Regions from separate parts of the Homo sapiens genome. Here region 2 is linked to region 1. The links are chromatin contacts, found by Hi-C or POLR2A ChIA-PET in ENCODE. All regions are on one chromosome and are shown on one strand. The core of a region is the stretch at or near the end of the contact, and the rest is flanking DNA. Distances in the headings are between cores, read along the strand shown.

Region 1 (4,329 bases), core at 950-3,449:
CCCTTAAAAAGCAAAAAGAAACCCCCCCAAAAAAACAAAAAAAAAACATATGGTTACTTTATTTCTCCTTGGCTGGGGTTAGCCAGGGATGGGATACAGTTGTTGTAGCGAGAGCTCATGGGAAATGCTCCCAGGCCGGGGACTTCGTCAGGGACACGTATCCAGGGCCAGTATGAGTGAGGACAGAGGACAAGAAAAATATGAAGTCAGGGTCAGCCCTGCAGGCTCTGTAGGGAGTCCCGCCCTGGGTTTGGGAGATACAGGTGCACAGGTGAGTGTGTCACACCCATCAGAGGGGAGGGAGGGAGGGTGGTGCTGTTAAAGGGCAGTAGTAACCAGAATGAAGGAAGTGACTGCTTGTCCCACTTCGAGAAAATGAAAATGCTTCAGTGTCCAGAGACCACCACCAGGGACAAGACTTCAAGTTTTCTCCACCCACTTGGTCCTCCCAGGGTCCTTGGGAAAGCAGAGAGGGCATCAGCCCCATCTCAAGACAGGCATAGAATACTGTTCACCTCATTCTCATCTTCTCCCATGCTGTGGATGAGCTGTGTTTTCTTCCTCTCCAGCACGACCAGGATCTTCTCCTTGAGGAAGTTATTTCACTCATTCATTCAGTGTTTATTGAGCACCTAGAATGTTCCAGAAACAGGGCCGTTGTATGAGCAAATGCAGACTTGCCCCAGCCCTCATGGGACGCACAGACAGGGGCAGACGGATGCTTGTTGGGTGATCACACGTTGTGAAGCCCAGCAGCGGGGGTGTGAGGGGAGGCAAAGGTGCCTCGAGAGAGCTGGGATCCAGAGGTTTGACGGCCAGAGCTTGGGCCACACCCAAGCAGAGTGACTCCACCTAGTGAAGCCAACAGATCTGGGTCATCCAGGCCCCAAAATCTCACTGGGAACCTGGTGAAGCCATCACGTTTCTGAAACATCCATCAGGAATGTCCCAAGGGCAGCCTGGGTCCATATCTTCCCTCGTGTACTCAGAGAAGACAGGAGCAATGAACTCAGATCTCTGCCCATTTGGACTAGAAAAACAACACTATTTTGACTCATGTTTTTTGTTGCACAAAGAGGCAGGGGCAGGGACCAGGTGGAAAAACGGGTCTTGAATTACAAACACCAGAGTTCAAAGATAAGTCATTCAGGCTAAAGTAAATATTATTGGATTTAAAACCAAAAACCGTCACCCTAGTGGTGGACTGTGCTATCATTTAAATGTGAAGGAAAATTACCCTTAAAATGGGTGTTTTCTGAGCAGTGTTTGCTGTTTGTTTGTGTCTCAAGAAGGACCTCGCAAGGATGTTGCTTCGGTGATCCCTTTTTCCATCCAAGTCTGGTGTTGCCTGGCTGGGTGTTGAGGACAGGTTCCTTTTGTACCTGGGCCCTTGAGTAGGGTCTCTCTGGGTACGTGAACAGGTGCCACATATTCTTTCTTTAGGAAAATGGCAGGCAGCTGGAACATGGAAAACTTAGCGTTTTAGCCTCACCAGGCATCGTGTGTACAGGAGCCTAGATAGCAAACTCCTTTAGACACAGTGTTAGAAAGTTGGAATTAATAAAATATTTAATGTGCTCCTTGAAGCATTTGTTTTTGAAAGGAAACTTGACGTAAACTAAACTTCCACAGACGTGTTTTAGAAGTGACTGTTTCCAGTAGATTTTCAATGATGTCTGTATACACTCAGCTGTGGCTGTAAAATACAACACACATACTTTGTAAACCTGTTAGTGTGACGTTTTCACCCTGACCTGAAATGTTTAGTATCACTCAGAATACGAGAGTCATGAAGCTAACAGGCTGCAATGTGTTCGGCGCTGTCGCCCTTCCCGTGCAGGAGGCCACTGTCTGCGGGGTCCGGTGCTTTCCCGTCCTGGGCTAAGGTGGGTGGGCAGAGCAGCCTGGACCGTCTGCAGCCACCATGTCCTCTGGACCCCTCTCTGCACCATGCCCACCTCCTCCAGGCCCCCACACCATGCCATGCAGTGGCCGTGACAGTGTTTAGAATCCTTTCTTGTCTTCCATTTCTTCATCATTTTAGGGAGGAAGTGCTGTGCTTTATGTCAAGATGAAACACAACATCTGATTCCTTACCTGGCTCTGCTAGGGCTTAGGAAAGGGGGCTTGGTTAAGGTGGACTCTGCTGCCTGCGGCTTCTGTCCGGGCCCGGCCCCTGCAGCTGTGACACACTGCCATCTGGTGGACACGAGTGGGGCTGCGTGGCTTTCCACGGGGCTGAATAGCCTTCCTGTGTTTGAGGAAAGCTGACAAATCCTTTTTCATTCGGAAGACACACAAAATGAAATTTACTCTACTATGTAAAATAGAGATAGGTTAGACGTTCATTTGCCATCACCTTTCAACAAGAGCTTAATTTTTAGTTTTTCTCTGCATGGTCTCTACTTAAAAATATGCCCAGATTTTATTTTGAGTCCGTTGTGTTCTTCGGAGCAAGGACTTTTTTAAAATGATAAAAACAGCAAACTATGGTTTTTGGGGTTTTTTCCCTTATTTGATATTTTACAAATTATAAAAACAAATGATGTAGACGGTTACAAGCAAAACCATGCAGAACAAAGATGTGTTAAAGCCCTGCCCCCCCAAAATCAAGGTTTGTGGACCCCGTGTGTTTTCTTTCTCAGCTTTCTTGCAAGAAATACCAGAAAGAAAAAAGGGCTTGGGTGGGCCCTTCTTTTACGGTCTCAGATATCTTTGTAGGTAAACGAATGCATTCCTGGAGCTTCATTTATTTCTCCACAGTATTTATCCATTGCTGACCAGCAGCCAGAAAACATACGTTTTACACCGTGGAGCAAACATGCCACAGGCTTTTCAGTGGTAGTTTGGCAGTCTATTAAACTGGATTTTCATATCCCACCAAGAGTTAAACTAGCCTCTTTATTTTCATCTTATTAATATTTGTTCAGCAAACTAACTTACTCTAAGGAATAAAAGGCTTTGGGCCCAGGAGATTTAATGAATTTATTCTCCAGCACGCTAAGTGCTAGATAGATAGTTCACATTTCCTTGTTCTTTGAAATTTTATTTATTTTATTTTATTTATTTTTTTTTTTTTTGAGACAGAGTTACACTCTGTCGCCCAGGCTGGATTGCAGTGGCATGATCTCAGCTCACTGCAACCTCTACCTCCTGGGTTCAAGAGATTCTCCTGCCTCAACCTCCTGAGTAGCTGGGATTACAGGTGCATGTCACCACACACAGCTAATTTTTGTAATTTTAATAGAGACAGGGTTTCGCCGTGTTGGCCAGGTTGGTCTCGAACTCCTGACCTCAAATGATCTGCCCACCTCGGCCTCCCAAAGTACTGGGATTACAGACAGGAGCTACCGCGCCTGGCCTTGAAATTTTGATTTGAAAAATATTTCAGGAATATTTTTCTTTCCATGTGAAGTTGAGAACCACACTTGAATTGCTCCAATCATCCTCACAACTCAACATGGCTGCAGGGCTTCTGGGGCTCTGCCAAATGAGATGGTGCCCATCTGATCAGAGTCTGCCTTCGTATCTGTCCCATCGGAGTCTGCCTTGGTACTCATCTTATCGGAGTCTGCCTTGGTGCCTCCAAGTACACAGTTAGGCTGATGTGGCATGCACATCCGAAAAAATAACTCTAGATGTGCATTTCGACACATCAGCAAATGCAGATGGTATGGGCTGCAGATGGTATGGGCCACAGCTGGAGAGAGCCGTCTTCACTGCGGTATAGCTGGGCTGCACCCAACGTGAGAATGGACATCAGGGCAGAGAGCCGTAAGCAGCTGGGATTGTGGAAAGCGCCCGTGAACACATGGTCTTGGACAGGGCCTCAGGTGGGTCCTTAGCAGCTGTGGCTAAGTGGGCAGAGGGACCACCCCACCACCACCCTGCCCAAAGGGCTTATTTAGCAAAGAGGGGAGAGAGGCCAGCCTGCCCCTGACTGCATCCCACTGGCCTGAGGGATGTGGCCTCTCTGCCCCCATTTCCACTCCTGCTCTTGGGACACAGGAGACTGGTTAGATGAGAGTAGAAAGTTTATTTTTGAACACCCAGGTGTGGGGTGGCTGGGCGAGACCATCTGATGGCTTTGGGAGCCAGGCCGCAGGGTTTAGCTTGGATCTGTTGAGTAGGAGACCCTTAAACATGGCCACCCTGAGCTAAGAGCTGGTCTTGGATTTTGCTTTCTTTTGGATTAACCGAGTATTTTGTGGGATTCCATTTGATCCCTTAACTGGCTGACCAGCTATAACTCCTGGTTATGTTGTTTTAGTGTTGCTCCAGGTGTCGTTGGAGGAGAAGTTGAAGGTACAAGGAGTTTGCAGGAGGGAA
Region 2 (4,329 bases), core at 1,229-3,728, 520 kb after region 1:
CATGCAGTCACCGAGGAGACGGCACCAAAGGAATGTGTCCAACCCGCTCATCAACGCATGGCTGCAGCCAGCCACGCCTCTGTGGATGGGTTTAAAACAAACAAGATGCGATGACAGCTTCACTCCACAGTCTCCGGGAACTGACAGGCAGGCGCCTACTCAGGTGTGGGGTTGACTGCAGTGGGCCTGATTTTTTTTAGGGACCTTGAGTACAATGTCCCTCCCTTAAGTCCCACTGCTCTGGATTAGAATGAGCCCCCGCACCACTGAGAGGTCACTCTGGAACTATGCAGCCTGTGTCAGAGCACGGGGTCTGCACACGTCCTTCAGCTACTCACTCAGGGCTGCAGTTCAGACAAGGTCGAATGCAAGGCTGGAGAGAGCCAAGGGTACTATGGACTGTCTCGGACTAGCACAGTCTATGCCCAAACTGTCCCCTGGGGGATGTTCAGAGAATGACAGATGAAGCTGTCTGAGTGGGTGTGCCAGGACCAGGGTTCAGAGCCTATGTCCTCTGCAGGGGGCTCTCAGGCTGCTACCTGGGAGGAGGACATGCAGGCACCACACCCACCTGCAGCAGGAGCCGGTGGATCTGCTCTGTGAGCTCCTGAATGCTGGGGTGCAGGGCCTTCTCCTCTGTGCAGGGGTGGGCTGCAAACACGTCCTCATTCAAAGGGCCCCTGCGTGGTTTTAATTCATCTTGTTAGATGGGGCCCCACAGGAGGACCTCTCTGGCGTGACTGTATAGCCACTACATGCTGCCTGCCTGGGTGGGCCCTCTGCCTCTCCCCTGCAGCCCCCCAGGCTGCTGCCTGTCCACTCCCTACTCTGCTTGAATGAGGTCCCTCCCACTTGGGGGCAGAGGACAGGTCACCCCTGCCTAGCAGTCTGGGGCTCCAGATTGGTGGCAGGAAGCAAGGTTTCGGTCTTGGCCTCTCAGCCCCTCCCTATGCCATCTGTTGCTGGGAGGTGAGGACAGCCCGAGACCCCCGCCCAAGACCCCTGAGCCACCTCGGGCCCTTGGAGCACTCACACCCTGACTTTGTGCCTCCCAATGATGAAGGAGATTTTCCTGCTCCATGGGTTGATGAAGCTGGACCAGCTGGTGTCCAACGTGATGTACTCTCCGTTCCGGGCGCGAAACCGAATGGGAGAATAGTCGAAAGGCTGCCCGCCTGACTGCAGGACTAGGAGAGCAAAAGCCAGCATTCAGGGGAAAAGGGGAGCAAACAGGATTTATAGTAGAGAGAGACAAGTCAAGAGTCACTCAGGCCCAGGATCATTTGCAAACTGTAGGGGTATGAACACTTCTTCAAAGCCACTGCTTTCAACCTCCTGTTTTTGCTGTAGATTACCAGGAGGCTGTTTCCAGCAGGAGCTGTTTCATCCCATGTTTCACCTCTGCTAGTGTCACTTGCATCTATGAGGGCTGGGCTTGGTGAGGACATGCACTGTGCACTCCCCTGGCCTGGTGAGAACCTTCCTAGCCACAGATGAACTGGTCTCCCCTCCTCCCATGCGCCACTGAAGCCAACAGTAAACATAAGATGCTACGGACTCAGGCCACGGACTGAGAAACAACTGGCCACAAAGGAACTCACATGAGTTTACCCCTCTCTCTCGACTCCACTGGGCACTGCAGTGCCAGGAGGGAGGCGGCGAGGCGGGCGTCTACCACCTGCTTGTCCTTAGCTGATCTGACCTGTCAGAGCTAGACTGGTCCCAAGAAGCAGCCCCAAGGACACAGGAACTTCCGCCAAACACTTCAGGATGTACCATGAAAAGGGGACCTACTCTTTTTGTGGATGGCCAGCATCAAGGGCCTGTCACTAGGGTGGAGCTGCACGAGCACTGGGGTTTCAATCAGGTCCTGAGGTAGGTAGCCCAGGAGAGGGACCGCCCTGGAAGGCAAGCAGACACACGCTAGGATTGGCATCCAAACAGATGAGGAGATTGTCACTAAGAACCATCTTATTCCCTGGAAAGAGAAGATACACTCCAAACCCCACCCCCTCCCCCACCCCCGGAGATCAAAAGTTGGACTAACAGAACCAGCTAGACTTTTAATCAATAGCAAACGAAGGTTCACTGTCCAGGACGCTGAAGGAGGCTCCCTCTGCTGGGGCCTGAGTGCTTCAGCTCTGCGTTTCACCTCCCAAGAGATAAGTCATGATCATGCTTTTGTTTTCTTCCTTCCAGCATCTTTTTCTTTTTCAGTGTCATTCATTAGTTTGGCCACATGTGACCTGGCATGGATTTTTGCTTAACAAGTTTTGCCTGGGCCTCGGAAAACCCTTTGTATGTGCTTCTTTTCCAGCCTGGTCTCGTGTGACTTTGGCCTCAGCATCCAGTTGGTTTACTGTGGCTTCTTTGGAGTCTCGGTGGCTGGCTGGGCCTCTGCCCTTTGAGCTCATGCCTCCTCCCAGAGCTGTGGCTTTGCTCCATTGCAGGACGGAGCTGAACTTCAGCAGCACCTTCTGCTTCTGTTTGTGTCCAGCGCCCTCTGCCGGCTCCACCGACCATTTCTTCTCCCGATCTGCCTCTTAACACTTGTTGCATCCAAACCAATGTTTCCTCAAACTCTGCTGCTTGTGTAGAAGGATTTTCCCTGTGAATCTTTAGACCATGGTGCAGAACTTTCTCAAGGGCCTGGCGTTATTCTTTGATTTCCTCCTTCTTGTCTGAGGCTCTCTCTTCAGGCCTCATGTTTTCCTTTGGACAGGATATACAGAATGTTCCTGGCATCCGTCCCATCAAGGCCTTGCTGAAGGAGGAAGAAGAGGAAGGAAGAGGAGAGGAGTGGGGGAACAGGAAGGAAAAAGAGGGGGAGGAGGAAGAGGAGGGAGCAGAAAGGGGGTGGAGGGTGAAAAGAAGGAGGGGAGGAGGAGGGGGAGCCCTGGCTGTCCTTGGGCTTTGTGAGCCAGGCCACACACAAGGCTTCATCAAGGAGAGCTTGCAGGCTGTGGCCCATCATGCCAGGTGAACCTGTCTGCCAACCTCCCTGCACAGGGCTGAGCTGGACACCAAGTTGGCATGGGAGTGGGTTAGAGACAGTTCTCAGATCTCTGAAGGAAGAAAAGTCTCCAGAGGCTGCTTTACATATACGGCCCCAGGCCCTGCCCTCCAAGATCCTGGTTCCACAGGGCAGGGTGGTGTCCAGAAGCCTGCATCTGCAAACTGGCTCTGCCCCAGGCAGCCCCGCGGACACACCTGAGCCACCTGGAGCTGGAAGTGACGGATCCCTTTTTACCCATAGAGCCTCCCCAGGAAGCTGTGTGGCCCTGACTCCAAGGATGGGGGCCTGTGTCCCTGGGCCAAGAGTAGAGGAGGGAGAGGTCTTGATCCTCCAGCTTCTAGGTGACCTGGTTCATTTTAGGAACCCAGCACACTGGTGCTTCTTGGTCCACTTCCTGTGGTATCTTCTGAGGTCACTTTTCGGTGACTACTGCCAGTGGCCCACACATTTTTTTTCTTTCTATTTTTTTGAGACAGGGTCTTTTGCTGTGACCTAGGCTGGAGTGCAGTGGTGCAATCATAGCTCACCGTAGCCTTGAACTCCTAGGCTCAGTGATCCCCCTGCCTCAGCCTCTGAGTAGCTGGGACTACAGGTGCACACCACCACACCCAGCTAATTTTTATTTTATTTTGCAGAGACAGGGTCTTGCTACGTTTTGAACTCCTGGTTTCAAACAGGCTGGTTTCAGACTCCTGGCCTCAAGTGATGCTCCTATCTCAGCTTCTCAGAGTGCTAGGATTATAAGTGTGAGCCACTGCACCTAGCCGGCCCAAGTGTTTTTGGAGTCTTCATGCATTTGTGGAGGAGCTGGGAGAAGATGCATGGTGGGGGCAGAAGCCACTCAGAACATGGGTGCTCCCAAATCTCACTGGGACTGTTCGCACCTGCTACAGCACCCTGAGGGGGAGACCCAGAGAGAGGGACCCAAGTGGGGCTCTGAGGCATGGAGAAAATCCTGTCCCCTGGAGAAGCCTCTAGCACACAGGCTGGAAGATAGACTTCTGCTGGGATCCAGCCAATGGCATCTCCGGCTTCCACCCTGACACTGGTCCCAGGCAACAGCGCCTCTGTCTGGACCATTATCCACTCCGAATGGGTTTATATGGGAGAATTAAGACAGGCTCAATTAGATCAACAGCTCTCCAGAAAGCCTCAATTACACCATGTGCATATCTTAGGAAGTTTTCAGTGTAATTCCATAATTATTTCATTGCCTGTATATAATTACATGTTTTTGTCCATTATCATGTAATTATAAAACCAAGATGCAGTCTTGGCTTTGGCTAAATAGCTTTTATATCAAAAACATGAAA

The links. Hi-C counts contacts between places; a loop is a spot of excess contacts on that map. ChIA-PET counts read pairs that join two places held with the same protein, here RNA polymerase II (POLR2A). Pooled maps may share reads with other maps.
Region 2: a map of naive thymus-derived CD4-positive, alpha-beta T cell shows a loop between it and region 1 (7-fold over the local background). The contact joins two enhancer-like sites. A Hi-C loop is called at or near these places in 1 of 168 maps with a recorded cell type or tissue (naive thymus-derived CD4-positive, alpha-beta T cell) and 7 of 50 pooled maps. POLR2A ChIA-PET finds 5 or more read pairs at or near these places in 1 of 52 experiments (activated naive CD4-positive, alpha-beta T cell).

What each region holds. Positions count from the first base shown.
Region 1 is chr2:237,742,997-237,747,325 of GRCh38, forward strand. All of the region lies in intron 11 of LRRFIP1 (LRR binding FLII interacting protein 1), which reads left to right. Among named protein-coding and RNA genes, the nearest start is that of RBM44, 54 kb to the right of the region's middle. RefSeq lists enhancers at 1,416-1,941, 1,908-1,957. Within about 2 kb of position 2,200, at least 13 of the 41 ENCODE cell types and tissues checked have a DNase peak (open chromatin) inside an H3K27ac peak, as active enhancers do.
Region 2 is chr2:238,261,158-238,265,486 of GRCh38, forward strand. It overlaps PER2 (period circadian regulator 2), which reads right to left. Exons shown (of 23, transcript NM_022817.3): 10 at 1,795-1,901; 11 at 1,034-1,187; 12 at 572-680. Among named protein-coding and RNA genes, the nearest start is that of HES6, 23 kb to the left of the region's middle. RefSeq lists an enhancer at 2,626-3,126. Within about 2 kb of position 2,479, at least 23 of the 41 ENCODE cell types and tissues checked have a DNase peak (open chromatin) inside an H3K27ac peak, as active enhancers do.